Regions from separate parts of the Homo sapiens genome. Here regions 2 and 3 are each linked to region 1. Evidence: chromatin loops called from intact Hi-C (ENCODE). Cell type or tissue: heart right ventricle. All regions are shown on one strand. Each heading gives the region's core, and the rest is flanking DNA. Links, peaks and the distances in the headings are about the cores only. Region 1 overlaps RASGEF1C (RasGEF domain family member 1C). Region 2 holds the start of LOC124901153 (a long non-coding RNA gene). Region 3 overlaps GFPT2 (glutamine-fructose-6-phosphate transaminase 2).

What was found. Hi-C counts contacts between places; a loop is a spot of excess contacts. Peaks named below come from ENCODE experiments on the same cell type or tissue, not always from the same donor. Only the 100,000 strongest peaks of a DNase experiment are listed, where the experiment ranks them.
Region 2: it touches region 1 in a loop (3.0-fold over the local background); 47 of 110 quality-filtered maps call a loop at or near these places.
Region 3: it touches region 1 in a loop (9-fold over the local background); 48 of 110 quality-filtered maps call a loop at or near these places.

What each region holds. Positions count from the first base shown.
Region 1 is chr5:180,122,832-180,132,964 of GRCh38, reverse strand. It overlaps RASGEF1C (RasGEF domain family member 1C), which reads left to right. Exons shown (of 14, transcript NM_175062.4): 5 at 4,355-4,555; 6 at 5,282-5,356. Among named protein-coding and RNA genes, the nearest start is that of RNF130, 56 kb to the right of the region's middle. RefSeq lists silencers at 5,646-5,715, 5,786-5,835, 6,062-6,356. In heart right ventricle, for the core only: CTCF peaks have their summits at 5,546 and 5,746 (motif pointing left); a DNase peak (open chromatin) is centred at 5,684; H3K27me3 peaks cover 2,104 bases.
Region 2 is chr5:180,461,246-180,471,378 of GRCh38, reverse strand. LOC124901153 (a long non-coding RNA gene) reads left to right here and starts at 6,083. Exons shown (of 2, transcript XR_007059087.1): 1 at 6,083-6,404; 2 at 6,820-8,363. LOC102725231 (a long non-coding RNA gene) reads right to left here and starts at 4,146. Exons shown (of 4, transcript XR_941323.2): 1 at 4,015-4,146; 2 at 3,708-3,777; 3 at 3,110-3,268. RefSeq lists enhancers at 116-315, 3,117-4,316. In heart right ventricle, for the core only: no CTCF peak of the experiment used is centred there; a DNase peak (open chromatin) is centred at 4,126; H3K27me3 peaks cover 806 bases.
Region 3 is chr5:180,322,946-180,333,078 of GRCh38, reverse strand. It overlaps GFPT2 (glutamine-fructose-6-phosphate transaminase 2), which reads left to right. Exons shown (of 19, transcript NM_005110.4): 5 at 1,526-1,584; 6 at 2,245-2,379; 7 at 4,741-4,802; 8 at 8,184-8,263; 9 at 8,774-8,891. Among named protein-coding and RNA genes, the nearest start is that of GFPT2, 25 kb to the left of the region's middle. RefSeq lists enhancers at 275-1,262, 2,253-3,240, 3,241-4,230, 9,265-9,950. In heart right ventricle, for the core only: CTCF peaks have their summits at 4,029 and 4,228 (motif pointing right); DNase peaks (open chromatin) are centred at 2,168 and 4,238; H3K27ac peaks cover 2,908 bases; H3K27me3 peaks cover 730 bases.

The sequences.
Region 1 (10,133 bases), core at 1,490-9,489:
ACGGAGTCTCTCTCTGTCACCCAGGCTGGAGTACAGTGGCGTGATTTGGCTCACTGCCACCACCACCTCCTGGGTTCAAGCAATTCTCCTACCTCAGCCTTCTGAGTAGCTGGGATTACAGGCGTGCGCCACCACGCCCAGCTAATTTTTGTGTTTTTAGTAGAGACAGGGTTTCACTATGTTGGCCAGGCTTGTCTCGAACTCCTGACCTCGTGATCTGCCCGCCTCGGCCTCCCAAAGTGCTGGGATTACAGGCATGAGCCACCGCGCCCGGCCTGGTCTTGCTTTCTAACTCGCCCACACGGACTGTCTGGGGAACTGACCACTGCCCTGTGAGGCTCCCTCTGTGGCAGAGGTGGCAGAAAGCTGACATAGAGGACAAACCAATGGAGGGAGCAGACCCCTAGGAGCCTCACGAGCTCCTGCGTCGGCTTTCTGCCACCTCTGCCTGTTATTCAGTAGGCAGGAGGACATCAGCCCTAGGCTGGCTCAGGAGGGAGTCTCCTAGAATTTCAGAGAACAAAGGCCAGTGCTCATCTAGCCTCACCTGGTCAGGGACAGGGGTTCCAGCTGTGAAATGCCCAGTCCAAGAGAGCTTGGAGGCACCTGGAGAGCCGTGGCTGCCGCCCAGGCCACCGTCGGACGACTCCGCATTCACACCCGGCTCTATGCACGCAGCAGATGGCTTGTGGAAATAGAAGGAAACGTGGCTCCAGACCACCCAGCCTCCCGGGCAGCCTCCCAACTATGATCAGTGCGGAGAGAGGGCTTCAGCCCGAGGCAGGAGGGGCAAAGTGCTGCTCCACCCCAGCACGGCCTGGTGCTTCATAAACATGGACCCACGATAGTGACGAGGGGATGCCTTGACATGCTCGGTGGTTCAGGTCTCTGGCCCTGCCCTTATCTACCAGCGAGATCTCCAAGCTCCTATCCACGAGTGTGGAGAAATCAGTGAGAAAATGAGAGGAGGCCAAGGAGCAGGGCAGATAGCATAACCACACTCAGAGGGGGCATAGAAGAGTCAGGAAAGAACAAACAAGCTAGAACCTAACATCACTGGAAAAATCGAAATAAATTAGCAAGCAGGAAAGGATGATTATTTGGAATGAATATTGGTTCATTCAACAGTAACAAATCTTGCTAAAGTATCTGTGTTTTTAAAAAATAAGGCAATCTCGTGGCCCTATCAAGGGGTAGGCACAGACACCCTGCAGCCTTGATTTTGGCACGGGCCTGCAGTCCGCCCTGACACCCTGCTGGAGAGAGCGTCTGACTGTCAGCAGGTGAAGGCGGTGTTTATCCACGCATTCAGCAGACGCTGGTGGACACCTCCTGTGAGCCAGCTACGGCCCTTCATGAACACAGGGCAGCCCGCAGTTGGCTGTGTGGAGCTTGTGGTCCAGGGAGAGGAGATGCACGTGAACAGAATCATTTCCCTGACAGCTCTAAAAGTGGTGTGGCAGAAGGGCTCACAGCACTGAACACCAATGGCCCATCTGGGGAAACAGCACTTGAGCTTCGGTCCAGTGGATGAGGAGAACGTGCCAGAAGGGAGAAAGCTGTCCAGATCCTGCCGGGGACATGGGGAGTGGGGACATGGGGAGGGTGGGAAGGAGTCAAAGGGGCGGAGGAGTGACCTGTGTCCAGAGCACAGAAGGGGAGCAAGGGCGCATAGAGGCCACCAAGCCTGGCCAGAGCTGACCTCGGAGCCTCAGAGTCACGCCAGGGCTCCTATCTTTGCACAAGCCATGGAGGCATTTTCAGGAACAGGGAGGCAGCGATCAGATTTGCATTTTGAACAGACCTCTGTGGCTGCAGGGTGGAGAGAAACCGGCGTGGATGCATTGGGGGCATTAAGAAGGCCAGTGCAGCAGAGAGATGACAGTGGCCTGGGCTCCAGAGACAGTGGTGGGATGCGCAGAAATAGAAGAAAATGAACTAGAGAGGGGTGGTGATGGCCTAGAGGGGCATGAGGGAGAGGGCGGGGTCGAGGATGGCACCAAGCCTGTGTGTCTGGTGGCCGACGCGCTATCCACCAACACTGGGAATACCAGCTTTGGACAAGGAGAGTCGACCTCCATTTGCTGTGCTGGGCAAACAGAGGACCATGGGCCATATGACGGACCGCCGCCCATATGACTCTGGAGATCAGAGGGAGACTGCAGGTGTGAAGCAGAACAGCCAGGAGCTAAGTAAGAGTGAGAAGAGAGGCCTAGACAGAGCAGGAAGAACCCCGAACCCCAGCATCTCACGACAGTGAACACAGGCAAGCCTGCAGACAGCCCAAGGCAGGAGCAACCAGGAGGCTGAGGCGGAGGTGGCCAAGGAAGACGCAGCCTGAGAAACGGCCACTGGCTTTGGTGACAGGAGGGCCCAACGAATTGACTGATGGGAGTGGCAGCCAGGTGAAGTGATTCAGGAGTGAGTGGGGGTGAGGAGACGAAACAGCAGGTGTAGCCACTCGTGGGACTCTGGCTTTGCCTGGGAGAGAGACAGGAGGTCCGTGGAAGGGCCAGGGCCCACAGGGGACTGACCGTGCCCCTCAAGGCTGGCAGTGGCTGCGCCCCACTCCCCATCTTCCCAGCACTCAGATGAAGCCCTGGGAGGCAGTGTGCCGACCACAGTTTTGGACACAGCCTTCCTGAGAGGGGTCGTTCCTTCCATGGGCCCCCTGCCCCCTACCCCGCAGAGGAAGCAGGCCACTTCAATTACCCAGCGTGGAGCCTAGTTTCCCTGGCCTCTGCTCCCAACAGTACTCATCCAGGTCACCCTATGCGACTTCTTTGATAGGACCACCGTCGAGACAATGGGGTCATTTCCTCCCACACTAGAATAACAGCTCCACAGGGCTGCAAGGTCTGTGCTGCCGCCGCTGTGCTATGAGAGCCCAGCCCTGCTCTGGGCACACAGTGGGTGCGCAGTAAGTGCTCACCCCCACCAGCCAGCTCAGACGCACGGGCTCTTGCTTTGGGCCACATCATGGGCTGGGTACAGGGATGAAAGGCCGTGGCCACCCCTCAGGGGCACCTCCTCTCCCACCGTCAAGGAAAACCTAATTATTTCCCCTCGGAAACCCCTATTTCCAAGGAAGTGCCATCAGACTGGCTGGGTTTGTTAAGGTAGACATCCTCATGTCCTCAAGGGGTTTGGTCTAACTCAGAGTGAGATGCAACCCCCTACAGCCAGGAGCCGGCCTGGGCACTGGCAGAGGCAGTGGTGGGAGCTGGAGCCTGGTCCCCAGCGATGGCGCACCTTGACTGGACAGGCTGCTGCTCCCAGAGGCCTCGGGAAATAACGAAGGGTGGCAGTCGGCATCATCAGGTCACTTCAGAGATTGCAGGGAGTTTTCCTTCATGCGATTTTGAGACACACAGAGCCTGCAGTGAGCGGTGGGCAGGTGTGGCATCTGCATGCTGGCTGTGAGGGTCTGGGGGCTCCGATTGCTCTGGGGGGGCCTCAGCCAGGGCCCTGGGGTGCTGCTACTGTCTGAGGACGCTGGAGCCCTGTGCTCTGGTGGCGGGGTTGGGAGTCGTCTGGCACTCCTATGGCAGTGGGCAGCTGTGGCAGAGCCTCAGATGGGAGGAATGGGACAGGACGTGGCTTAACCCTAAGCCTAACTCTCAGAGCACGGGCCAGGTGCAGAAGGCGCCCACTGGTTAGCCGGGCAGTTGTCCGACTCTTCTATCTGTTGCCCATGGAAGGAACGACCCCTCTAAGGAAGGCTGTGTCCAAAACTGTGGTCGGCACACTGCCTCCCAGGGCTTCATCTGAGTGCTGGGAAGATGGGGAGTGGGGCGCAGCCACTGCCAGCCCTGGGGGGCACAGTCAGTCCCCCGTGGGCCCTGGCCCTTCCACTGACCTCCTGTCTCTCTCCCAGACAACAGCACAGCTGGTCGGGGAAGGCCGAGCTGGGCCTGGGAGATAACAGAGGCCCCATTAAAGCCAAGCCAAATGCCAGTCGTCTGCCCAGGGCAGGGCCCATGCCATGTCTCCCGCCTCTCTCCCTTTCTCTGGCTTCCTGGCCGTGCCCACCCCACTCTACCCCACTGCCCCAGACAGCTGCCCCCGGCCCCCGTCACCCTCCCTGATGTGTGCTCCTCTTGGCTCCCACCCACAGATGGGAAGCCCTGCAGCCTTCACCCCAGATCCCTTGCCAGGTGGCCCCACCCTGGCCGGGATTGGGTCCTGTTTCAGGGTAGGGGCAGGTCCTGGCCCCTGCGCTGGTACCTGGCCTTTTCTCCAGAGACCCTGAGGAAAAGACCCTCCCTTTGGAGCCCAGGTGGCTGCCTGGTTCCAGTGTTAGAGATGCAGAGATGAGTGTTCAGTCCTGAGCGCCCTTCTTTCCACCCACCAGGCATACCGGAAGAGGATGCATCAGCTCCTACAGGCTCTGCACCAGAAGCTGGCGGCTCTGCGCCAGGGGCCAGAAGGTCTGGTGGGTGCCGACAAGCCCATCTCCTACAGGACCAAGCCACCAGCCTCCATCCACAGGGAGCTCCTTGGTGTCTGCAGCGACCCCTACACACTGGCCCAGCAGCTGACCCACGTGGAACTGGTAAGCCGGCCCAAACCACCTTCCTCACCCGGGATTCAGCAGGACACACACAGATACACTGTGCCCTCCCTGGCTTCCCAGAGCAGCCCCACAAGCTTGTGAAGGAGGCCCTGGCCTAGCCTCGAGCATGCACTGGGCCCCTTGTGGATGCAGAGGCCAAGGGCCCACCCCAGGGAGAGGGAGGCTGGGGCGGGTTCTTCCCTTTGAGACTGAGGGTTGATGGCGACCTCCCTGCTCTCCAGGCACTCTTCAGCGCGCTCCCGTGCGCTCGCTCATGTCTCCATCACCTGGCCAGGCAGGCCCTGTACACAGAGGAAACTAAGGCCCAGAAAGGTGAAGCGACTTGCCAAAGTCACACAGCAGAAGGGACAGAGCCAGGGTTTGATTCTGACCCAGATGCCATGCTCCTAGCCACCAGCCCCTCCACCCCGCAGAGGAAGCAGGCCACTTCAGTTACCCAGCGTGGAGCCTGGCTTCCCTGGGCGTCACGCCTCATAGCATTGCTCCCTGCCCCCATGAACCGGGAAAGGAGGGGCTGCCTCCTCCAGGGAAGGCGCTGAGCTCTGTGACAACCTAAAACAGGGTCTCCAAGCCCCAGTGGGGAGGGCAGTTGCAGAGTGACTGTTGTGAGGAGGACTAGGGGCTGGGGCACCACGGCAGGCCCCCCAGTGGACACCCCCTCCCCATACCTTCCCTCTTTTACCCACTCTTCACCCTTCCCTGCAGGAGCGGCTGCGGCACATCGGGCCTGAGGAGTTTGTCCAGGCCTTTGTGAACAAGGACCCTCTGGCCAGCACAAAGGTAGGAGGCTCTTACGGGCTGTCCCAAAAGTGAGCCTCACCCAGTGACTGGCCGCTCTCCGGGGAGCCCGCGAGCCTTCTCTGGGCGAGCGCTGGAGTGGCCCAGAGTGGGACAGGTGGGCTCGGGGGGCCCTGCCCACTCCGCCACGCCCCTCCAGCTCGGGGGCGCACCACGACAACCGAGTCCCGAGTCCCCGGAAAGCCTGGACGTGCGGGACGTGGGGGTCACCCACCCAGCGAGGGAGGAGGAGTGGGCCAGGAACCAGGCCGTGGGCCGCGCTGCTCGGGTGGGCCAGGACCCTGGGCAGGGAGGAGGGTGGAGGGCCCCCTGGCGCGCTCCGGGACCCCGTGCGCCTTCCCGGTGCGTTTCGGTGGGCGCCGGTGCCCTCCAGCGGCCACGCGGGGAAGCGCGGGTTGCTGCCCGCTGCCCGGGATGGGTAAGGGAACTCCTGGGTCCCGGTGCTCAGGACACAGCCCACGCACCCGGATTTCGATCCCGCCCTTCTGGGAGCCCAACCAGCAGGGTGCCGGTGCCTCCCACGGGCTAAATCCAAGCCAGAATTGCAAACATTGTGCCTTCTGCCCTCACACCTAATAAAAGTACAAACTATGAGATTGCATTTTTCACTTCTCAGATAAGCAAAAATCACCTAGTAGGTTAGACACATTGTGGAAGACACACTCCACGTGGCTGCTGGGGTGAAGCTGGCGCAGCCACTTTGGAGGGGAGACTGGCACTAGCATCGACGCTCTAAATGGACTTTCTTGACCCCAATTTTCCATACCTACGAATTTATCCCACAGATACACACCCATGTACACGAACATGCACGGACGAAGATATTTGGGATAGACAATGTTTATTATGGCCAAACACTGGGGGCAGATTGCCTTGTCACCCATGGGGACTGGATTACAAATTATGAAACGTCTATAACTAGAATGGTGTGCAGCTGTGAAAGGGAATAAGGTGGACAGAACAACCTCCAAGACCTATCCCTCCAGGCACTGAGAGAAAACGGTAGAGGGAAGAGCAGGGGCGAGAGTGTGTGACCATTTGGGTAACAAAAAAAGAGGGTAACACAAAACCATGTATGTTGCCTGTGTCCGTCAGCACTCTCTAGGAATGCTGACTGCTCTGGGAATTCGGAACAACTGTGGTGCTGGGAGGCAGGAACGGGAGGGAGATTTTTTTTCTTTTTTTGAGACGGATCTCACTCTGTCGCCCAGGCTGGAGTGCAGGGGCGCGGTCTCCGCTCACTGCAAGCTCCGCCTCCCGGGTTCACACCGTTCTCCTGCCTCAGCCTCCCCAATAGCTGGGACTACAGGCGCCCACCACAACACCCGGCTAATTTTTTGTATTTTTAGTAGAGACAGGGTTTCACCGTGTAAGCCATGATGGTCTCGATCTCCTGACCTTGTGATCTGCCCGCCTCGGCCTCCCAAAGTGCTGGGATTACAGGCGTGAGCTACCGCGCCCGGCCGAGATTCTTGTAAGATTTTTTGTTTGGTTTGGGGCCATTTCCAAATATTACTTTTTTATTGTGAAATACATCAAGACGACACATGACATTTGTTTTATCCCCCTACTGTAGATGAACATTTGTGTGTCCAGCTTTTTGCTGTTATAAATATTCCCACAGTGGACATTCTTACACCCGCTGGTATACACGAGTGCACACTTTCTGTAGGGTGTCCGTTCTCAAAAGGCTCAGGATCCCTTTATACTCTTAAAAATTATTAAGGACCCCAATTAACTTTTGGTTATATGGATTATATTTATCAATATTTATATTAGCAATTAAGATTAGCTTTTTTTTTTTGAGATGGAGTCTCACTCACTTTTGTCACCCAGGCTGGAGTGCAGTGGTGCGATCTCGGCTCATTGCAACCTCCACCTCCCGGGTTCAAGCGATTCTCCTGCCTCAGCCTCCCGAGTAGCTGGGATTACAGGCATGCGCCACCACGCCTGGCTAATTTTGTATTTTTAGTAGAGACAAGGGTTCTCCATGTTGGTCAGGCTGGTCTCGAACTCCCGACCTCAGGTGATCCACCCGCCTTGGACTCCCAAAGTGCTGGGATTACAGGCATGAACCACCACGCCCGGCCTGACTAACTTATTGTGCTAACTTGCACCTCTGGTACAATGTCAAATAGAAGTATTGATAGCTGGCATCCTTATTTTATCCTGATTTTCAAAGGAATGCTTTTAACGTGTTGTCCCAATAGAGTATGATGTTTGCTACAGGATTTCTTGAGATGTCTATTATCAGCTTAAGGAAGTATCCTGTTCCTTCCTAGTTTTCTCAGAATTCTCATCATGAATGGTTGTTAAATTTCATTTATTTTTTCTGGATCTGTTACTCACATATTCTCTTCTCCTTTAAACTGTTAGCTGATTGTTTATATTAGTTTTTAAAATAAATGTTTCTTTTGTTTGTTTTGGGTTTTTTGTTGTTGTTGTTGTTGGTATTTTTGAGACAGAGTCTTGCTCTTTTTCCCAGGCTGGAGTACAGTGATGTGAACACAGCTCACTGCAGCCTCAACCTCCCGGGCTCAAGTGATCCTCCTGCCTCAGCCCCCCAAGTAGCTGGGACTACAGGCACATGCCTCCATACCTGGCTAATTTTGGTATTTTTTGTGGAGACAGGGTTTCTCCATGTTTGCCCAGACTGGTCTAGAACTCCTGAGCTCAAGAGATCTGCTTGCATTGGCTTCCCAAAGTGCTGGGATTACAGGTGTGAGCCACCTCACCTGGCCTAGTTTTTTATTGCTGTTGTTGTTTGAGACGGAGTTTTGCACTTGTTGCCCAGGCTGGAGTGCAATAGCACGATCTTCGCTCACTACAACGTCCGCCTCCTGGATTCAAGAGATTCTCCTGCCTCAGCCTTCCAAATAGCTAGGATTACAGGTGCCCACCACCAAGCTCAGCTATTTTTGTATTTTTAGTAGAGATAGGATTTCACCATGTTGGTCAGGCTGTTCCCGAACTCCCGACCTCAAGTGATCCACCCTCCTCGGCCTCCCAAAGTGCTGGGATTACAGGCGTGAGCCACTGCGCCAGGCTGTTTTTTTAATCAATGTTGAACCAACTTTGCATTTCTGAGATAAACGAAACTGGGATAAATGAAATCATTATCTTTTTCACACTTCCCTGGATTTGGTTTGCTAATGTTTTAGGATTTCTGCAACTATAATCGTCAGTGAGACTGAACTGTTATTTCCCCTTCTGATACTGTTCTTGTGTAGTCTTTGTTTCTCTTACCCTGATCTCTATTCTTCCTGAAAGACTGGAATTACTTGTTCTTGGAGCATTTTGTAGAATTAGCCAGTGGAACCATCTAGGCTTGGTATTTTCTTTTTCTTTTTTTTTTTTTTGAGACAGAGTCTCGCTCTGTCGCCCAGGCTGGAGTGCAGTGGCGCTATCTCGGCTCACTGCGAGCTCTGCCTCCTGGGTTCATGCCATTCTCCTGCCTCAGCCTCCCGAGTATTTTCTTTGAGGGATGACTTTCGTGTACTGATTCAAGGTTATTCTTGTTTGTTTGTTTGTTTCGTTGTTTATTCTTGTTATTAATTTAATGGTTTTAGGACTATTTAGGTTTTATGTTTCTTCTTTAGTCTGTTTTGTAATTTATATTTTCCTAGGAATTTGGCCATTTCCCCTAAGTTTCCAAATTTATAGACATACAATTATTTGTAATATTCTCTAGGTATCTTTTTAATTTCTTCACATCTACATTGATCCATCTCTAGTATTTTGATTATTTACACCTCTCTTTGTTTCTTTATCAATCTTATCCGAGGTTCATCAATTTTATTAATGTTTTCAAATAAAGATCTTTTGACTTTGTTGATTCTGTAGATTGCAGTTTTTTTTACTATTTCATTTCTTTCTTCTCTACTCTTTATTATTTCCTTCCATCTACTTTCTTTGGATTTATACTGTTATTCTTTTTCTAGTTTCTTATGTTGGATGTTCAGCTTGTTTTTATCCTTCTTTTCTAATAAAAGCATGAAAGATGGTTGATTTCTTTTTACATAAATTTTTATTTACAGCCTCCAAGTTTTATTTTTTAACATTTTCATTATCATTCTAATTCCATTATGATTTCATCTTTGAAACATAGATTATTTCAAAAAATTTTTTAAGTTTCTGAACATTTGAAAAGAATGCGTATTCTCAAGTAGTTAAGTTCAAGTTTCCGTGTTTGTTTATTGCTTCAAATTGTGTTGCTGAGATTCATATTCATCCTGGGTTGCGTTTTGTTTTTCTTTTTCAATCTCCCTAAGCTACTAGTTACCGTCATGTGTGTTAAAATCTTCCATGTGACTGTAGGACTCAACTTCTCCTGATAAAGAACTTCAGCTTTCTGATTGTTTTTGCCTCCATATATTGAACCTATGTTACTAGCTGCAATCAAGTTAAGACTTGTGACATATCCCTGATGAGCTGACCCTTTTATCATTATGCAATTTCTCCTACAGCTTTTTGCCTCAGGGTCTTTTTTGTTGCCTTAAAGTCTATTTTGTTCAATGTTAATATAGTTACGTAATATTTATCAGATATATTTTTCTCTTTTTTTTACTTATATCCTTGTGTTTGGAGTGTATCTCTTGAAAGTGGCAAGCAGCTGCATTTGTTAATTACAGTGTTGTAATCACTAGTCCATAAGAATTTGTTCTTGCTATCTTCTGTTGTACCACATAGTTATCTTCCTTATCTGTTTCTTTTTCCTCCTTCCTTTGCTTCCTTTGGATGAATAGGTCCCCCATTCCAT
Region 2 (10,133 bases), core at 894-8,893, 340 kb before region 1:
ACAACAGGGCTAGGGTTCAGACTCTTCCGCTTCCCACAAGTGGGGTTTTAGAGACGTCACCTCTCCTCTTTGAGTCTCGGCTTCTCCATCAGTGAAACGGGGATGAGGATCTCTCTTGCAGAGTTGGGAAAATTAGAAGAGATGCTGTGTGCAGCGACCCTATACCATGTGCAAGGACGCCCCTCCAGGAAGGTGGTGTAATGTACATGATGACCACCAGGTGGTGCCATTGGCATCGGTGGGGAAGCGCAGCCAGGCTCAGACTCGGGTGGGTGTCTGCAGCTCCTGCTTAGCTTTTGCTTGTTTTGTTTTTTTCTTTTAAACTGATGGCTCCCCCAGGAACACAGAATCAGAATCTCCGGGGTTGGGGCTAAAACGTATATTTTAGCAAGTGGTTTTAGTCCACACTGTGAAAATCTGTGATCTGCTGTTTTTCATAGAGATGGGGGTCTTGCTATGTTGCTGAGGCTGGTCTTGAACGCCTGGCCTCAAATGATCCTCCCACCTTGGCCTCCCAAAGTGCTGGGATTACCAGCATGAACCACCGTGCCCAGCCTCTTAAGACCGGCTATCTAGAGCACCAAGCAAGGGTGCTCTCTGGAGTAATGGGTTCTTGCCCTTGGCTCTCCCTGGCTTTGGCACGGGACCTCCATGGGTGAATGAGCCCCCGGGATTGATAGGACAGCCCCTGATGGAGCCCACTTCCTGGCTTTGATCTTGGCTGTCCCTCCATGGCGCTTCTGTGAACATCCTCCCGCCCCATCCATGCACAGCATCTGCGCTGAGGAGAGGCTTGGACCCTGCAGGCTGCAGGGAAACGCCACTGGATAAGTGACGCCTACCGCGGAACAGCCCTCAGCAGCTTAAAGCAAAGGAAGGCGTGCCAGGAGGTGCCATAGTCCATCCAGGTCAGAGATGACGGGACCTGAGCTCAGGTGGTAGAAGGAAGGGAAGAGAGGAAGACCCAAGAAGCTTCCAGGATGTGTGGGGTGGGGAGGAGAGGGACAGGTCTAGAAACGCCTCATCCCTGCAACTGTGGTTAAGGGCCAGCAGCAGCAGTAGCTGGGTTTCTTAGAAATGCAAAATCCAGTCTGTAGCCCCAACTACTTAGGAGGCTGAAGCAGGAGGATCACTTGATCCCAGGAGTTTGTGTTCAGCCTGGGTAACATAGTGAAACCCTGTCTCCAAAAGAAAAGAAAGGAGGGAGAGAGGGAGGAGAAAGAAAGAAAGAAATAGAAAAGAAAGAGGAAAAGAAAGAAAGAAAGGGAGGGAGGAAGAAGGAAAAAGGAAGAAGGGAGGGAGGGAGGAAGGAAGCAAGGAAGGAAGGAAGGAAGGAAAGAAGGAAAAAAATAGAGAAGAAAGGAGAAAGAAATCCAGAATCTTAGGCCTACCAGGCTTGCTGAATGAGAACCTGCATTTTAATAAGACCTCCAGGTGATTTACGCATGCCTTGAAGTGTGCAAAAGCCCTGGTCTACAGTGTGCAAAGCCCTGGTCTAGTGTGTGCAAAGCCCTGGTCTAGAGTGTGCAAAGCCCTGGTCTAGAGTACCAACTAAGATGCTCGCTGTTATGAGTGGGCAGCAATGACATCACCCATGGTAGAGGATGGAGAAGGAGGAGGAGCAGGAGAAAGCCAGGGGCGGTGGGGAGGGGGGTATCTGAGTTCCACTGGAGTCTCCAGAGTTGGAGGGAGCCTGAGGTTACCAGGTGCAGTGTTGGGGAGGAGCTGGGCATGTGCCTGAAGCTAGGGGAGGGCAGGGTCTTGCAGGAGGTGCAGGAGTGGGAGCTGGGGGCACACCTGTGATGGCTGGAGTCCTGAGTGCAGATGACATCTCTCTGGGAAGTGGGGTGGCACTGACAGTGCCCAGATGGCCGTGATATGGACGGAGTGGATTTGGGCTCAGCTCCTCTGACTCCATGGTTTGTGTTGTCTGCCCAGGGCCTTCCTCAGAGTTGCCTGGCCTTTGTGACAACTTGTCCACCTGATGCCTCCACGCAGTCCTTCACTGGCTTGCAGTCCCCGGGAGCACTCACGACCTTCCCGCAGCCCAGGTTGCTGCTGGGAACCCCCGCCCCCCAACCCAGGGAACTGCACACCACACCTGCTCGCTTCTGCCAGAAGCCTGAGCAGTCCCCCTTATCCCCAAGCCTCACTGATTCTGCACCCCAAATCCATCCACTTCTCTTCATTCCCACTGCCACCACCCTGGTCCAAGAACATCACCTTGAATCAGACGACACAAAGGGCTGTCCCAGGATCCAGCACTGACCTCTACAATCTACTCCAGCCACCGCAGTCAGAGGGACTGTCCCAAAATGCAAATCATTCCCACATGCTTCCGTGTGGGCATCTCTGGTGGCTTGTCACCAGGACGGTGTTGCTGCCACAACCTCTCCAGCTCTGCCTGGGTGTCTCCCCGTGGCACCAGCACCAGCCTCCCCCGTGGCCTTCTGCCTCCAGCCAGGCCGGCTCTTTTCAGCCCCAGGACTTCCCGTGTGCCCCCAGATCTCCGTAGTGGGCTCCTTCCCTACCTCCCCACCTCAGGGAGGCCTTGCGCGTCATTCCCGTTCTCAGCACCATTCCCCCACCAGGGACCCACGCTGCAGCAATGCATCTGCTCATCGCCCTGGTTATTGTCCATCTCTCCCCACAACTATCAGCTTCCTGCAGTGAGGACGGCGGGACCAGACAGACACGTGTATTCACTCTGGTGTTGAGTGACCGGCCAGCGCGTTCCGGAATCCAGAGAAATCTCAGGACCCTGGGGCTGAAGTGGTTGGGAAAAGCTTCCTGAAGGTCCTTCCTGAGATAAAGCTGGAAAGAGGGGCAGACTCTTCGTAAGTACAGACTATTTTGGGCAGGGTCAAGGGTGAGAGATGAGACTGAAGTGTGTGCACAGGAGATGAAAGAGACCAACCTGGCTGCCCGGAGCTGGATGGAAGTGCAGAGGGCCTCAAACACCAGGGTGGTGAGGCTGGATCCAACCAGAGGCCTCTGACAGAGTCCAGGTAACCCTGAGCTCTGGCCCCAATGTCCTGCTCCTGACCTCTGTGCCCTGGGCCAGTCCACATCCTGACTCACACCAGGCCCCATTCCCATCTGAGCTCACCTTGGCCTGCGTCTTCGTCTGTTTTCTGTTGCTATCACAGAATATCACAGACTGAGTAATTTACAACGAAGAGAAGTGTATTAGGCTGGCAGCGCAGGAGGCCGGGAAGTCTGAGATCAAGGGGCCAGCATCTGGTGAGGGCCCTGCTGACGTGTCATCCTGTGGCAGTAAGTGGAAGGACGGGGTGTGTGTGCTCCAGAGACAGACCAAGAAGGGACCGAACTCGCTTTGATAACAAACCCACTCCCATGATGATAGCATTGATGGGCTCAGGAGGGCCCAGCCCTTGTGACCTCATCACCTCTTAAAGGTCCCACCTCTCCGTGCTATTGCACTGGGGACTAGGCTGCCAGTGCAGGAACTCTAGGGGACACTTTTAAGCCACGGCAGCTTCTCTGTCCCGACTCCCGTGGCCTTCCTGACTTTCAAGCCCCCCTTCCTCCAGGCTAATAATCACAATTGTCCCTGTCCCAGCACAGGCCGTCAGCCCCTCCTCCACCCAGGCCAGAATCAGCGGCAGCAACCCTGGGCACCCCGACCTGCCCTGCCTGCCTGGCCCTTGGGGGACTTTAGCCACGCTCTGAGCCCATTTCCTCACCTGTAAACCGGGGTGAAGACGTTTCCTCCCTGAGCACGAAATGTTTTTCCACCTTCCTGCTTCAGACTTTCTGGACCAGTGGGGAAGAGGGGACCTCCTGGAGCTGACTCAGCACCAGAAAACAGTCCCCACCAGCTCTCTAATTTGACCCCAGATGTGTCTTTCTCCTTGAATACGGCGGGACGGGCGGCTCCCTCCCTCACCACCTCCCCTTAGAGCCCTGGATTCTTATCTTGAGTGCAAAGCAGGGCCTTGCCCCGGGGCCCCAGTACACCTCTCCTCCCTCCCATTAGTCCTTCCAGCTCACCTCAGTTCTCCACCAAAGGCTGAGCGTGCCAGCTATCCACGGGCGCCTGCCCAGGGCTTCCCGGCTGTGGCCAGGGCAAGAGGACAAGACAAGCTCTTGGACAACCCACTCCGCCCCGGCCTTCTGGCTTCTGGAAAGCCCTGGGGAATTCCAAGCTCACTGCTGGCCCCAGCCCAAGCTGCCACACCCTGCCTCTCCAGCAGCACCATAGCCTCACCCACAAATACTCTCTGCTGCCATCCATTCCTCAGCCCTGCCTCCTCCTCCAGGAAGCCTCCCTGGTGACCCCAGCCCCCAGGAACAAATAGCATTTATCTTTATGCAGAATTGCAGAACTTTTAAAATTTTATTTTTGAGACAGAATCTTGCTCTTGTCACCCAGGCTGGAGTGCAGTGGCACAATCTCAGCTCACTGCAACCTCTGCCTCACAGGCTCAAACCATCCTCCCACCTCAGCCTCCCGAGTAGCTGGGAATACAGATGCACTCCACTACACCCAGCTAATTTCATATTTTTAGTAGAGACGGGGTTTCGCCATATTGGCCAGGCTGGTCTTGGACTCCTGGCCTCAAAGGATTCACCCGCCTTGGCCTCCCAAAGTGTTGAGATTACAGATGTGTGCCACGGCGCCTGGCCTCAAACTTCTTTTACAGATTCATGCTTTGTGGGGTGTAGGGTCTCCCCTTTGTTTCTGACCAAGTGCCCAGTGTTTGGGGGCTGCCGTGAGCCCCTCCTCTGCTCCCCGTACACAGAATGGAAGCCTGGCTGAGTGCTAGACCACTCGTTTTCTGGACAGGGTCAGGCAGGCATACCTGGGAGCAACCACACCGCGCCCGCGCGTGGCTGAGGGACAGGTTTGGGAACCTTGGAAGCGCGTTAGGCCTGAAGCTCAGAATGCAGAAGCTTGAGCCGAGTATTGGGCAGCCATGGAAAATGCTGCACCGCCACCCTGCCCGGAAAAAGAGGCAAGGCAGAGAGGACTCTGCATAATGGCATCTTTGAGCAGGCCTGTCCGCAGCCACAGGGCTCTCAACGGGTGTTATCTGGTGAGAGGGTGCCAGTAGCTGTGGGGGAAGGTGCTGTGCCTGCCAGACCTGCAGCTCCTAGGCTGAGCCACTTTTGGCCAGGTCTCCCCCAACGCCGGAGCCCCAAGCCACAGGCCCCAGAGTCCCCTGTGCTGGTGGCTTTCCTGGAGGGGTGAACTTCGCTGAAAGTTACCAGGTGGCCATCTGGTTAGCATGGACAAGTCCAGCCTGGAGCTACTGAACTGGGGACACAGCCCAATCCAAGGCACCTTCTCTTAACTCAGCCATGTGCCACAACTGCCTGAAGGACTGTGGGCCAGCTCACGTTTGGACAGGGCCTTTTAGCCTCCCCCGAGCCCAGGCAGGTCATTTTGCAGATGAGGAAACTGAGGTTACAGAGGCTGACACATGGTTCTCCAGGGTGTTATGTGGCAGACGTATCTTCACTCCCCTGGTGTCTGTCCCTGTCATTTCTGGGTGGGGAAGGTGAAAGGGGTTTCCTGGCAGGAATCAGTCTGGTTCCTACAAAGGGCCGAGGCCATCATGCTGGGGCTGAGGCAGATGCCGGCCAGCAGGCTACATAAGGCGGAGAGGACCACACGTCACCCTCAGTGGCCAGGAGCACCAGTGCCAGGGCGAGCATCCTGTCAGTAGCAGGGAGGTGGGGTGCACCTAGTGTGTCTGGAGTTTGTCCCTTCCGGTGGGTTTGTAGTCTCGCTGACTTTAAGAATGAAGCTGCGGACCTTCACAGTGAGTGTTACAGCTCTTAAAGGTGGTGTGTCCGGAGTTTCTTCCTTCCGGTGGGTTCCTGGTCTCGTTGACTTCAAGAATGAAGCCGCAGCCCTTCACGGTGAGTGTTAACAGCTCTCAAAGGTGGTACAGACCCAAAGAGTGAGCAACAGCAAGATTTACTGTGAAGAGGGAATCAACGAAACTTCCACACCGTGGAACAGGACCCTAGGGAGTTGCTACTACTGGCCAGGGGTGGGGTGGGTGGCCAGCTTTTTTTATTCCTTTATTTGTCCTTGCCCACATCCTGCTGATTGGTCCATTTTACAGAGCACTGATTGGTCCATTTTACAGACTGCTGATTGGTCCATTTTACAAACCTCCAGCTAGCCACAAAGCACGGATTGGTGCATTTTTACAGAGCACTGATTGGCACATTTACAAACCTCTGGCTAGCCACAGAGCATTGATTGGTGCATTTTACAATCCTAGCTACAGAGTGCTGATTGGTGCATTTTACAATCCTCTCGTAAGACAGAAAAGTTCTCCAAGTCCCCACTGGACCCAGGAAGTCCAGCTGGCTTCACCTCTCGCTAGGGGCACCTGCAGGAGACGCAGCAGATATAGGCATCTTTGGTGAGTATCCACTCCCTCTTATGGTGGCTCCCTTAGGGCTCGTTCCTGTCCCTCTCTCAGTAGATGGGGTTCCAGCCAGATGGCCCCTTCTGTGCCCTGCAACAGGCCTGGGGCCAAGGCCTGAAGGCTGACCCATAGCATTCCTTTCCCTGTCAAAATTCCTGCTGCTGAGATGGGCACGAGTTCAACCCAGGATGACAGACACCATTCAGGGACTTTTGGAGGGAATGTTTACTTTGGGTTTATTGAGCTGGGTGTGTGGAAGTCAGAAGTGCTGGAGCCTGTGAGGGTGAAGGCAACACGAACTGCAGCTGACTGGGGGAGGTTGGGGAGTGGGGGAGGCACAGGCCTGGGGTCGGGGACGGGACCCTGGCCAGGGATGCCCAGCATCTACACATATGGTCCTTTATCCCAGATCCCATCTTCACTGGGTTTCCATCCCCTCCAAGAAGAGTCCAGCGAGGCTCAGAGCCCAGCAGTCTGAGGCCGGAGCGTGATGTCTTGATGGAGTGCAGCAGCAGGCGGCCACAGGGGGGCTCCAGGTGGAGGCAGGGTGGACAGAGGGTGGCCTTGGAGGTGCGTGGGGCGGGGGCAGGGAGAGTCAGGGGCCTGAGCCAAGACCACGTTGTTGATGGGAGCTGAGGCCCAGAAGACAGGTGCTGGGAAGGGCCAGGGAGTCTTCCAGAGTCAAGATCCCAGAGCCTCCACCTCCCACCCAATGCTGGGATTTGTAGCTGGGGGTGGGCCGGAGACAGGAGGGGGACTGGGAAGATGGCCCTGATACTTTCCAGAGGAAGCCAGCTTTCTCAGGGGCTGCAGGAGCTGTTCGTTCAACAAACCTCAGACCTGTGCTCACCCCTGTGAGGTGGGGGGCGTGGGACCTGGGTTAGACCCAGTTCTGACCTTGCCCTCCAGAGCCCACAAGGATAACGGGAGGCAGGCCTGGTCCTCACACCAGGTGCCCAGCATCCTGCCCAGGCTGTGCTGGGGCTGACCACCCCACGATGAGGGTCCATTTCTACCCGCTCTGCTGCAGAAAGGACAGGGTCTGTCTAGGGACAGATGTGGAGACCCTGAAAGATGCAGCAGCAGGATGGGCCTGGGTGGGAGGAGCTGGAGCTGGAGGAAGCTGGGCACCAGCTGTGAGCCCCACCTCACATCTCCAGCTCACCTGGACTTCTCAGTAATCCCTCAGGCTGGCCTGGGCTGCAGAGGGGGTCCCAGCTGTATCAGCACGCAAGGCCTGCTCTGGGGCAGGCTGGGAAGCCCTGGTTTGTCAGAGAACTGAAACCACACTGAGCAGACGCGGCTGCAACCCATGCAGAGAGAGAAGAGCAGCTTTCAGGGCTGCTGACTTTGCACTGGAACCCCAGATGACTCCCACAGACCCTGCTAGACCTCTCCACCAGGCTGCAGCTTCCAGGAGGAGGAGATGCCCCATGGCTGATGCAACAAGTTACCACAAACCTGGTGGCTAACACAAGTTTATTCTCTACAGTTCTGGAGGCCACAAGTCTAAAGTCAGTTGTACGGGGTAAAGTCAAGGTGTCAGCGGGGCTGGTTCCCTCTGGAGGCTCCAGAGGAGAAGCTGCTCCTGGCCTCTGCCAGCTCCTAAGGGCTGCCAGCATTCCTTGGCTTGTGGCCACAACCTCCAGTCTCTGCCTCCCTGGTCACGTCGCATTCTCGTCTGTGTGTAATCTCTCTTCCACCTTCTCTTCTGTGTGTAGTCTCTTTTCCTCTCTCTTGTAAGGACACTTGTGATTACATTTAGGGCCCACCTGGCTAACCCAGGACAACCTTTCCATCCCAAGATCCTTAGCTTCGCCAGGTGCAGTGGCTCACACCTGTAATCCCAGCATTTTGGGAGGCCGAGATGGGTGGATCACTTGAGGCCAGAAGTTTGAGATCAGCCTGGCCAACATGGTGAAACCCCCTCTTTAATAAAAAATACAAAAATTAGCCAGTTGTGGTGCATGCCTGTAATCCCAGTTGCTCGGGAGGCTGAAGCAGGACAATCCCTTGAACCCAGGAGGCAGTTTGCAGTGAGCCGAGATTGTGCTAGTGCACTCCATCCTGGGCAAGGAAGTGAGACTCCATCTCAAAAAAAATCCTGGCCAGGGCCTGTAATCCCAGCACTTTGGGAGGCTGAGGCGGGTGGATCACGAGGTCAGGAGATTGAGACCATCCTGGCTAACAAGGTGAAACCCCATCTCTACTAAAAATACAAAAAAAAAATTTAGCAGGGCATGGTGGCGGGTGCCTGTAATCCCAGCTACTCGGGAGGCTGAGGCAGGAGAATGGTGTGAACCCGGGAGGCGGAGCTTGCAGTGAGCCGAGATCGTGCCACTGCACTCCAGCCTGGGCGACAGAGCGAGACTCCATCTCAAAAAGAAAAAAGAAAATCCTGGCTGGGCGTGGTGGCTCATGCCTGTAATCCTAGCACTTTGGGAGGCCAAGTTGGGCGGATCACCTGAGGTCAGGAGTTTGAGACCAGCCTATTCAACATGATGAAACCTGGTCTCTACTAAAAATACAAAAAATTAGCCGGGTGTGCTGGCAGGTGCCTGTAATCCCAGCTACTTGGGAGGCTGAGGCAGGAGAATCACTTGAACCCAGGAGGTGGAGGTTGCAGTGAGCCGAGATCATGCCACTGAACTCCAGCCTGGGTGACAAGAGCAAAACTCCATCTCAAGGCCAGGTGCGGTGGCTCATGCCTTATAAACCCAGCACTTTGGGAGGCCGAGGCAGGTGGATCATGAGGTCAGGAGATCAAGACCTTCCTGGCCAACATGGTGAAACCCTGTCTCTACTAAAAATACAAATATTAGCTGGGCATGGTGGTGGGCACCTGTAGTCCCAGCTACTTGGGAGGCTGAGGCAGAACAATTGCTTGAACTTGGGAGGAGGAGGAGCTTGCAGTGAGCCGAGATTGCACCACTGCATCCCAGCCTGGGCGACAGAGCAAGACTCCGTCTCAAAAAAAAAGAATCCTTACCTTAATCACACCTGCAGAGCTCCTTCATGCCACAGAAGGCAACGGTTGTGTGCTGCAGGGATTAGGACTGGATGTCTTTGGGGCCATCATTCAGCTGACCACACTCTCCCTCCTTGAGGAGACCTAGCCTCACCTGGAGCATCCTTCATTTCCACAGGCACTCATGGTTGGGCTCCTGGGAAGAAGCTGCTGTCAGGATATGCCAGCCTCCGGGGCTGAGCAGGCTCCCACCCCGCACCTGGCCTGGGGAGCCCAGGAGCTTGGTGAACCACCAAGGGGGCAGCAGGAGCTATGTGGCTCCTGCAGTGTGGCTGTGGCTCCCCATGAAGTGGGGCCTGGAAAAACGTGATCCCACTCTCCCAAAGCAGGAGGGGGTGGCTGGGGATGCACATTCCCAGGCCCAGGAACCTGGGACTTCCAGAAGCTCCCTTGGCACTCGGGTGCTATTGAGGCCTGGGCACCACTGGGGTGCCGTTCTCTGCTGGCGAGCTTAGGGTCCCTCTGAGAATCACTGTCCTGGGAGCCGTTTACATTCGGAGCAATTCCTTCCTCTGTAGGTCTGACCCTGAGGCCCTATGAGTCTGGGGAACAGATGGCTGAGCCCCACGGCCTCTCTCCAGCCTGGGTGGGCAGCAGTGCGTGTGTGGGACATCTCTACGAATAAGGGACAAAAGCCACGTCACCAAGGGACTGACCTTGTGAGGATGGGTCAGGGAGGACTGATCCCCTCCGCC
Region 3 (10,133 bases), core at 606-8,605, 200 kb before region 1:
AGCTGAGCTGTGGTCAGCACATCTGTTGAAACTGGGCTTTTCTTATTTAAGCCCTCCCATTTTTGGGTGTGACCTCACAAAAACAAACACTACAATTTTTTTAAATAGAGGAAATCATGGTGAGAATAAAGAAAAAGAATAATGGAAAAGATTTCAAAAGATGCTGTGGGAGAAATCTTTCCCGAACTGAAGGAAAACTTGAGTTGGATATCCAAAGAAGGGATCAAAAATAGTCAATAGACCAGGCACAGTGGCTCAAGCCTATAATCCCAGCACTTTGGGAGGCCAAGGTGGGTGGATCGCCTGAGGTCAGGAGTTCGAGACCAGCCTGGCTAACATGGTGAAACCCTGTCTCTACTAAAAAAATACAAAAATTAGCCGGGTGTGGTGGCGAGCACCTGCAATTCCAGCTACTTGGGAGGCTGAGGCAGGAGAATCGCTTGAACCCGGGAGGCAGCAGTCGTGGTGAGCCAAGGTCACGCCACTGCACTCCAGCCTGGGCAACAGAGTGAGATTCTGTCTCAAAATAATAATGGTAATAATAAAAACAAATAAGACTTCACAGTGATGCTTTGAAAAAAATAGTCAATATTTATGAAGCGTATCCCACATCTAGACACCTCCTGGTGGAATTATTGAACCTCAAGGGTAATAGGGAATCTTTCTGTCCTCTAGGGGGAGAGGGAAACGGAGCTACTTGCCCAGAAAAATTCTCAGGCTGGCCTTGGATCTTTCCCTCAAGGCACTCATATGCGGGCTATTCATTGAGAAAATGCAGTGGGGTGGAGGCAGACATCCCTCACCGCATCCCCCGCATCCCCCTGCTCCCCCCGCCCCCCCGCCACCTCCCCGCCAGGATCAGCGGGGTGCTACCTGTGCAGGAAGCCGCCCGCGTGAGCTGGGTTGTGCGGCAGGAACTGGGGAGGTGGGAAAAGCTGCAGCTGGCAGATCCTGCTGTGCAGGAATGTGGCTGAGCCTGGGGATGCCAGAACTTCTGGGATTTTTCCCCCAAGGAAACCAGGATTTTAAAGTGAACACTCAGAATTTTAAAAACTCAAATATTTTTACAACACAGTGTGGGTCAAACACAGCACGGTGCTGGACTGTTCTTTGCGACCTCTTTGTGCCTAAAGCCAGTTGAGAGTGCCTGGAATCACTTCTGGAACGAAGGGCTCATCATCCCCGTGGGACATGAACCCCAAAGCCTGTTTGATACTATAATAGCGCACAGGGGAGAGCTCTCTGCACGGTCAGGCTGGTGGCTGCTGGTCACTGAAAGAGGGATGTGTATTTCCTCCGGATCCCATTGTAGTAGCCGCTGCCCTAGACATCCCTGGTGCTAATCCCTGGTTCCACTGTAGTTGCTGCCGTAAACATCTGTGCTAATCACTGTAAACAAAGTGTGCTTAACAGAAGTCTTGAGGCCTGGAGTTTGCAGAGAGTTCTCAAGCCTTGAAATCATCTCTCTTCACATCTGACATGAACCTCCTTCTCAATAGCATTTCTCTCTTAACTTTTCTTTCAGAATTTGTTGTCATCCACAATGGGATCATCACAAATTACAAAGATCTGAGGAAATTTCTGGTAAGATGCTTCCCCTAGGTGATGTCTCAGTCCGGTGGGATTGGTCTCCCCAGAAACTTTCCAGCCAGCTCATTTCCTTGCGGAAACCAGTGTGGGAACTGAGTGAGACCCACACTCAGCCACGTCACCGTGTTGAGAAGAAACCTCTGCCTTGGCTGAGCCAGGCCCTGCAGATCTCGTTTGAGGAGATAACAGGGCATTAGTGTTTATCTCAAGGGCCACTGCAGATTCCCAGAATCAAAATAACAGGAGCTTCGTTTTATTAAACTGTCTGCATTATATAACACAGCGACTCGTATACCGGCGGAGTTGGGACGGAAAGTCAGACAGTGACTGTCTGAAGTTTGAAAGGCTCTGTGGTGTTAGTTGGGATGTGGGTGGGTTTGACTCAACGTATTTTATCATTTTGACTGCTGTTATTTTGCAATGTCCAGATTAGTGGCAAGGGTGAGCTTCTGAGGTGGGATGATCTCAGGGCCTCCGGGAGTGACTCAGAGGTATTTGGCTGTGATGCTGGCAAACATTTTTCCCCCCTTCCCGGTTTTCCCTGTTCTTGACTTAAGTCACTCCAAGGGCAGATCACCAGGGAGGAGAGGGAGTTGGCCAGGCAGGCATTGTGCAATGACCAATCTCTCACACTGTGCCGACTGCATATTCCAGGAAAGCAAAGGCTACGAGTTTGAGTCAGAAACAGATACAGAGACCATCGCCAAGCTGATTAAATATGTGTTCGACAACAGAGAAACTGAGGACATTACGTTTTCAACGTTGGTCGAGAGAGTCATTCAGCAGTTGGTGAGTTACAAATCCCATCTGTCTAACTCATTCCTTCATTCTTTCATTAAAAACATTTTTTTCAAGCAGCAAGTGCCAAGGAATCCTTCATTTTTTATAAGCCCTTGTTAGACAAACTTGCACAGAGTCCTGGGGATAAAAGACAGCCCATCTGCAGAGCCTGGCCTTAAGATGTTACACTCTTGTAGAACTGGAAGACGTTCTGTGGTTTGGGTAGTCAACATCAAATAGAAAGTGCCCTGCTTCATCGTGACACTTCTGAAATTGTGACTGGCATTAGAGTCCGTGGCTTTTTATGATGCACACGTGAGCTTGGTGGTGGTGTGCAGAGAGAGTTGTGGTACCAAGCGAGGATGTGTTTCTAGGTTTTTCTTTTTTGAGACAGAGTCTCACTCTGTTGCACAGGCTGGAGTGCAGTGGTGTGATCTTGGCTCACTGCAACCTCCACCTCCCAGGTTCAGGCAGTCCTCCTGCCTCAGCCTCCTGAGTTAGCTGAGACTACAGGCACGCACCACCACACCTGGCTAATTTTTGTACTTTTAGTAGAGACAGGGTTTCACTATGTTGACCAGGCTGGTCTCGAACTCCTGACTTTAAGTGATCCACCTGCCTTGGCCTCCCAAAATGCTGGGATTTACAGGCGTGAGCCACTGTGCCTGGCCTGTTTTTGTGATAGGTGATATCACAGCATGTCTGTATGTGGAACGGAATGGCCCAAAAGAGGGAGAGAGGGAGAGAGATTGGGGACATCCCAGAGGACAGGGCCCAGGGAGAAGAAGTCCCTGAGAAGGGAGCACACACTGGGCGTATTGTCCAAGGGGAGGCCCCTACACTGAGGAGGAGGTGGAGCAGACACAGGCCCATGCAGGGTGCGGGAGGACGAGAGGGGTCCGGGCCTCTCAGAGCCCATCCTGTCAGACAGCAGTGCCACCCAGTAGCTCCCCCAGGGCTGTGGCAGCCTGGACACTGGCCCAGAGTCCAGAACATCTGGCAGGCACCATCCTGTAGTGTAAAATACATCATTCTTGAGCAGGTGTTTTCAGAGTCTGATTTAAAAAGTAAGTCTACTGTTGAAGCCTTTTTGTCCTCTAACTCCCGTTTTTGGAGGTCCATCATTTAGAGGACGTGTTTATAAAAAACAGCCTATCCCACATTTAATGTGCTGGATAAGGTACAGTGAGCCAATTAGGTATTACAGCATGCTGTTTCTTCTTTTCCATTTTTATTTTGAAATTTCAGAAATACCTCTCTCATAATGACACTTTTAAACTTAAGACTTTTCCTACCTGGGACAGTACCGGGCTCTTTTTGGCAGAGAACGTGCAGTGTTTTTCCATTCAGTCCTATTTTATTGTTGACAAAAGCACCAGGGTCTGCCTGAAGCCCCCTGGTTTGGGGCAGTTTGAAAGCCCCAATGAGGCCTGGGGACGGTGACTCAGGTTCCTGGCCCTGTAGCTGAGTTGGCAACCTGGACCCGACACGCTGACCACCCGGGGCCTGGGGCTGCCCGTGGCTTCCACACTTGGAGGATTTCTTGTGGAAATTCAGATTTGCAGCTGGTTATATATAACTGAGCTCTGCTAGGGTTGCGGTAAGTTAGTACAGGATGGTCAGGACGTGGGGGAAGAATTTACACCAAGAATTTAAGTCAAAAAACCATCTGGCCTCTTGTGTTAGGAGAGCTGGATTCTAGTTCTGGCTTTGCACAAACCAACCAGCTGAGGCCCAGAGGGCAGGTGGCAGTCGTATCCATGGAAAGGATAATAGCAGTAACGGTCATGACAACCTGTGCTTCTCTTGGGTCTCCGGATGCCAGGCTCAGTGCATTAGCTTATCATCGTCACGGAAGCCCCGCCAGGTGGCGCTGTTCTCACTTCCTTCACCGATGAGGAGAACGAGGCGCCAAGAAGGCTAAAGGGAGAGCCCAGTGCAGGGGTGGAGCCAGGATTTGAACCCAGGCCCTACCGTGTGTTGAGCTAAAGTGCACTTCACAGGGGCTTGCTGAGTAGGTGCTGTCCCTGAGCAGGGCAGGGAAGCCTGGTCCCAGCTATCATTTCCTGTGACTCTCACTGCCCCGTCTACCCAGCTGGCACCCCTGCCGGGCTCCCTGTGGGCCTGGGCAAGCCGCACATCGCTCACCGTGGAATTCACATGTTCTGGTTTGTGGTACTTCCCGTGGCACCGTCTGTTTTGCTTTCCCTCGTGATGTCACCCCGGATGCGCTGTTCTGCACTCAGCTCCCCGAGGGACCCCAGGACCTCCCGCCATCAGGAGGGGCCCAGGGAGACGCACCTGGGCTGTGGCCAGGCTGCAGCAGCGGCTGCTGGAACGCGTTGACCCTCACTGTTTGTGTGTTTTCAGGAAGGTGCATTCGCGCTGGTTTTCAAGAGTGTCCACTACCCAGGAGAAGCCGTTGCCACACGGTGAGGCAAAACACACTGGCATTTCCCATAAGAAAGAACGAAAATAAAATCACTTAGCTGGAGGGAGACGGGAGAGGTAGGGCCTGTGGCACGCTGAAAGGTGCTCGTGGTGTCTAAAGAACAACTGTGGCTCAGCCCCGGGGACCGCGCCCCACCATCTCCATGGCTGGTGGTGCTACACTTCTGAATTAAAAAAAAAAAAAAAGAAACCAGAAAGTTGGATTTGTGTTTGAAATCTCCACAGATTTTTAGAGGTGGGCAACAAATTCCAGTTATAAATAAAATCGTACAGACAGGGCAGATCCAGGTTTTGTGGGGCTTGAAGCCTGTACAATGTGGGCCCCCCTTTAAGAAAAAGCAAAATTATGAACATGAAACTAGGGAGCAAAGTGAATATTGATTTGGATCCAGTACAGCAGAGGCCTTGAAGGCCCGGGGCTCAAGCTTCACCTTCACAAAGGAGCATGCCAGGAATCGGCTCAGAGAGCCTGCTTGCCCCAATGTGTCCCTCTGTTACGGTGGGCCCCCAGTGCTGCATGGATTTACAGAAGCAGGTTAAGTGCCATCCTGTTTATATTCACATAGGTTGATCATCCATCCAACCATGCAACTAATATTTACTGTGCACTTACTGTGTGCTGGGCCCTGGGGACTTAGTGACATCTGACCTGGTCCCTGCCTTGAAGGGCTGAACAGTTGTACAGGAGGGCAGAGAAGGGCAGAGGATAGTGATGCCCTGTGCCCGGCCCCAGCACAGGATATCACCTTACCTGGCAGGGGGGCAATGGCAGGTAGCCCCAGGCAGGCAGTGGGAAGAGGAACCAGCATGAGCAAAGGCAAGGGGCCCAGAGGGAGTGGGACCTCCCAGGATCCCCGTTGGCAAGGTGGGGGCATGGTGCAAGGGCATTGGTGGGACGGAGGCGTTCTAGGCCCAGTGTGTGTTTACTGACACCTGCTGTGTGCCAGGCATGGGAGACAGTGGTGAGCAAGGTGGTATGGACACTGCTCCAGGGCCTCAAAGGCTGTGGGGAGTGGAGAGGCGGACAGAGGCCGGCTCTAAATGGCCTCAGTGCCCTGTGGGCTGCGGGCTTCATCTGAAGCCCCAGGGGAGCCATCTGGAATGAACCTGTGGCCTGGGAGACGGCCGGAGAGGGTGAGGCTGTCTCTTCCAGACTGGCGTAGTATCTCAGCAGGAAACAACAGGAATTTATCATCATTTTTTTTAACCTTTTCTAAAACTGGAACTAATTTGCCATTTGGAATTTAATTCCTTCAATTCATAGAATTATAAAATACCAGTTGGTTCCTATCAAATTTAGAAGCCCTTTTTAAAATCCAATTTTATCATGATTTACTATTTTAAATGAACTCAGAAGAAGGCAGCGTGAAGAAGCAATAAAGCTTTATTTTTCTAAATTGCCTATAACTGAGGGCTCTATAACCTGCAGTACAATCTTCGGGTTGTCTTGGGAGAATTATATGTCTCAAGGTCTAGAGAAACCACAGAGCTCAACCTACAGCAATAAAATTTGGGGGAGTCATTTGCCAAGAAAATTAGATATCCACCTACTTTCTCACTGCCATTATTATAAACTATTTATGCTAGTTCCCCACTGGCCCCAGAACTATGTCTCAGATTTGCTTTACACAATAAATGATTAAAATATTCAAGGTGTTCATAGCACCTTCCTCAAAGCCCCAGACTTTGTCCCCCGCTTTGAGAAGCCATAAGTGGGGTCCAAACAGGCCAACGTGACTGGAAAACAAGGTCTGTTATTGTTGAAGAAAAATTTAGGAACTGCATTGAGTCAGGCTAACAGATTATGGATATATGTGGACTGGATTCAAGCCGATGAGCAAGCACTTCATTAGTTCATTGATCTAAGTTAGCAAGAAATCACCTAAGGTAAAATGTTACTGGATTGTATTCCAATTCATGTGTTTGAAACAGCTCTCTTAAATTGTCTTATTACAGTGTTCGTCGGTGTTTTCTTCTTATTAATAAATTAATGTGTAGAGGGGAAAGGCACACATCCTTTCGTAACTACTGCACTTTTACCTGCCTGGTTTTGAAGAACCGCAGGTTTAGAGCGCATGTGTTACCAGAGTGAGCCTCTTATTTCTGTGCACACCTATGGTAGATTTTATTTGCATGCTATAATTTATAAGAATGAGCAAAGGATTAGATTTTGGAATCAGGATATCATTTAAATCATGAGATCCTTTTATTTATTTATTTATTTATTTATTTAGAGATGGAGTCTCGCTTTGTCGCCCAAGCTGGAGTGCAGTGGCACGATCTCGGCTCATTGCAACCTCCGCCTCCCGGGTTCAAGTGATTCTCTTGTCTCAGCCTCCAGAGTAGCTGGGATTACAGGCACCCCCCACCATGCCCAGCTAATTTTTGTATTTTTAGTAGAGACAGGGTTCCGCCATGTTGGCCAGGCTGGTGTCAAACTCCTGATCTCGTGATCTGCGCGCTTCAGCCCCGCAAAGTGCTGGGATTACAGGCGTGAGCCACTGTGCGCCCAGCCAAATCATGAGATCTTCATCACGTCCACCACTAGAAGTTGTGAATCAGAGGAAATATCCTAAAGCTCTTTCCTAAAGATCCCCTGCTGAGGTGCTCAGAGAGCCGGGCTGCAGTGGCTGAGACAGTGACGCTGGGACAGGAGGCCTGAGTGAGGGCCCCTCACCTTGGCCAGCTGCAGACTCCCTGAGATTTTGCCTGTGACAGTTATTGTCCTCTTTATGATGAAGTCTACCTGGTGCGGGGTGAAGATTCTAAACTTCCATCCACGGGGTGTCACTTTGGCAGAGACAAAAAACCACCCAAGAAATCACCTTATGTCACCTACAAAGTAGAGAATATACAAAAGTCAGTCAGACTAGTGCCCACTAATGCTAGAGAACTGGGCTAGGGGAAGGGAAGGAACAACAGGGGGTCTTTGGGCAGATGGTGGGTGCAGAGCCCTATTGTTATAGGGATGCGCTGCCGTCGAGGCTGGGTGGAGACCTAGAGTGCCCCTGTGCCCCACCAGCGCCTCCTCTGCTGCCAAACGCTCAGCCTCCGCCATCTAACCTTGTGGGTTGGTCACATGTGGGGACTTGACTGGACTGGAGGAGGCCCGGCCTAGGAGGGTGGGAGTGAGACAGGTTACCAAGCTTTCTGGGCAGGTGGGTGATGCCAAGTCAGGGACCTGGGACTCAGGAGCTGGCCTTTCCATCCTGTGCTCCAGGCGTCCGTCCTGTGGGACCTAAACAGGATCCTCCACCACTGGGAAAGGGCTAGATTTGGGGATCCTACCTCAGATGCTGGGCAGACACCCAGCACTGGGCGTCAAAGGCAATGGGTAATGGGATGCCTCTTTCTCCCTACAGGAGAGGCAGCCCCCTGCTCATCGGAGTCCGGAGCAAATACAAGCTCTCCACAGAACAGATCCCTATCTTATACAGGACGTGTAAGTTTCTCAAGAAGTACCGGAACAGCACAGCTGCTGGTGTCGCAGGACTCGGCAGCTGCTCTGGCACAGTCAGCTCCCCTCTGAGGCAAGGAAACCCCACTCTGAGCCAGACCCAACAGGCGCACAGCTCCAGGTCTAAAAGGTTTTTGTGCAACTGAGACTTGGCTCCATTTTTTTTAAGCTTTTTATCATGGACATGAATTTATCATGATTTTGTATATTGTCAAACATACACAAAAGTGCCATTGTATAACGGCAACTGGGCTTTGATGTGAGTGCTTCTTTGGTTTGTTTTTGTTTGCATTCCTCTCACACTGTAGCCATTTAAATGCTTTTGCAGTGGTACTGTGCTATTGGGGGATCTTTTACACGATTTGGCTGACACAGCCAAAGCTAAAAATTGCAAATTTCTCCCACACATATTCAGAGGGGAAATTGGTTCCTTGCTGCATATTATGCAAACAAAACATCCCAGTGGGATTTGCAACCCATTCCTCCATTTGCTAGGCACTCTGGAGAATGTGAAGAATATCTGTAAGACACGGATGAAGAGGCTGGACAGCTCCGCCTGCCTGCATGCTGTGGGCGACAAGGCCGTGGAATTCTTCTTTGCTTCTGATGCAAGGTAACTGAGCCTTCTTCTCTTCGCTTCCTGGGATTACATAATCAAAGAATGCCTGTCTAAACACTGCCGGTTCTTATTCATCCTTCCATGTGAGCTATCGTGGCTCAGCAAGTCGCAGGGCCAAAGAAGAGTTCAGCCATCCCTGGGCCTGGGCCTGGAGTCCTTGTCCTAGGAGCACCTGCATGACTGTGGTAGGCAGCCCTGGTGGCCAAAGGCCAGATGCACTGGTGGGCACAGTGCTTCGAGCCTGCACAAAATGAATGGGTTAGTTGCCAATGTTGTAAAATTTGGAGATTTCACAGAGAAATCTGAAATCTCTAGCTTCTCTGGAAGAACTAGCAGATCGGGGCATGCTGTGCAGCCCTCTCTCAGGTGGCAGGTGTCTGGATCTGCTCAAAGGCTGCCCCCTTTAGATGAGACAACTGTGTCTAGACCTCAGTCCCTCCCATGCCCCTCCCTGCCTTTGCCTGGGGTGAGACCATTTGTGAAAGACAGAGCCAAGACACAGGGAGTTTTTCAATTGATTCTAAAGTCCATGCTCTCATCAATCCACTGAATAATGATTTTGAAATTTGAGAAATTCTGCTTTATACTCATTTCAGAAAAAAAAAAAGTTATACACACACTCACACACACACAGAGAGAGAGAGAGGGAGAGAGAGAACCAGAGCACTTTCCTGCCATTTGAAGTAGAAAACTGCTGTAATCACCTCTGGTACCTTCTTCAAAGACCCAAAGGCTTGGGCCTTTGTTATGTTTCCATTCTTGATGGGTTTTCTCTTTCCCGACCAGCCTCTAATAGGGCCGTGCTGTGAGGCAGGGAGGACACCAGGCCGGGTCTCCTGGGAAACGGGAGCGACAGGGAGGCGAGGCCTGATTAAACGCACAGCCAGCATCATACTTAACGCTGAGGTCAAGGCAGCGCTTCCCAAATGGTGCCCCTTAGAACACGCCGAGAATACCAACGAGACGCTGGTATTATTTCAGTGATTCTAAAACACGGAGAATTGTAGATTTTGGCATAGTACCATTAGAATTTGTTGAAGCTTTTATTTCTTAGAAGTTTGTCAAATAATTGTGATCTTAACGATCAATAGTAACTTATATTCAATGAAATATGATAGATGTTTCTTTTTTTATTTTTATTTATTTATTTATTTTGTCTCACTCTGTCGCCCAGACTGGAGTGCAGTGGTGTGATCTCGGCTCACTGCAAGCTCCGCCTCCTGGGTTCAAGTGATT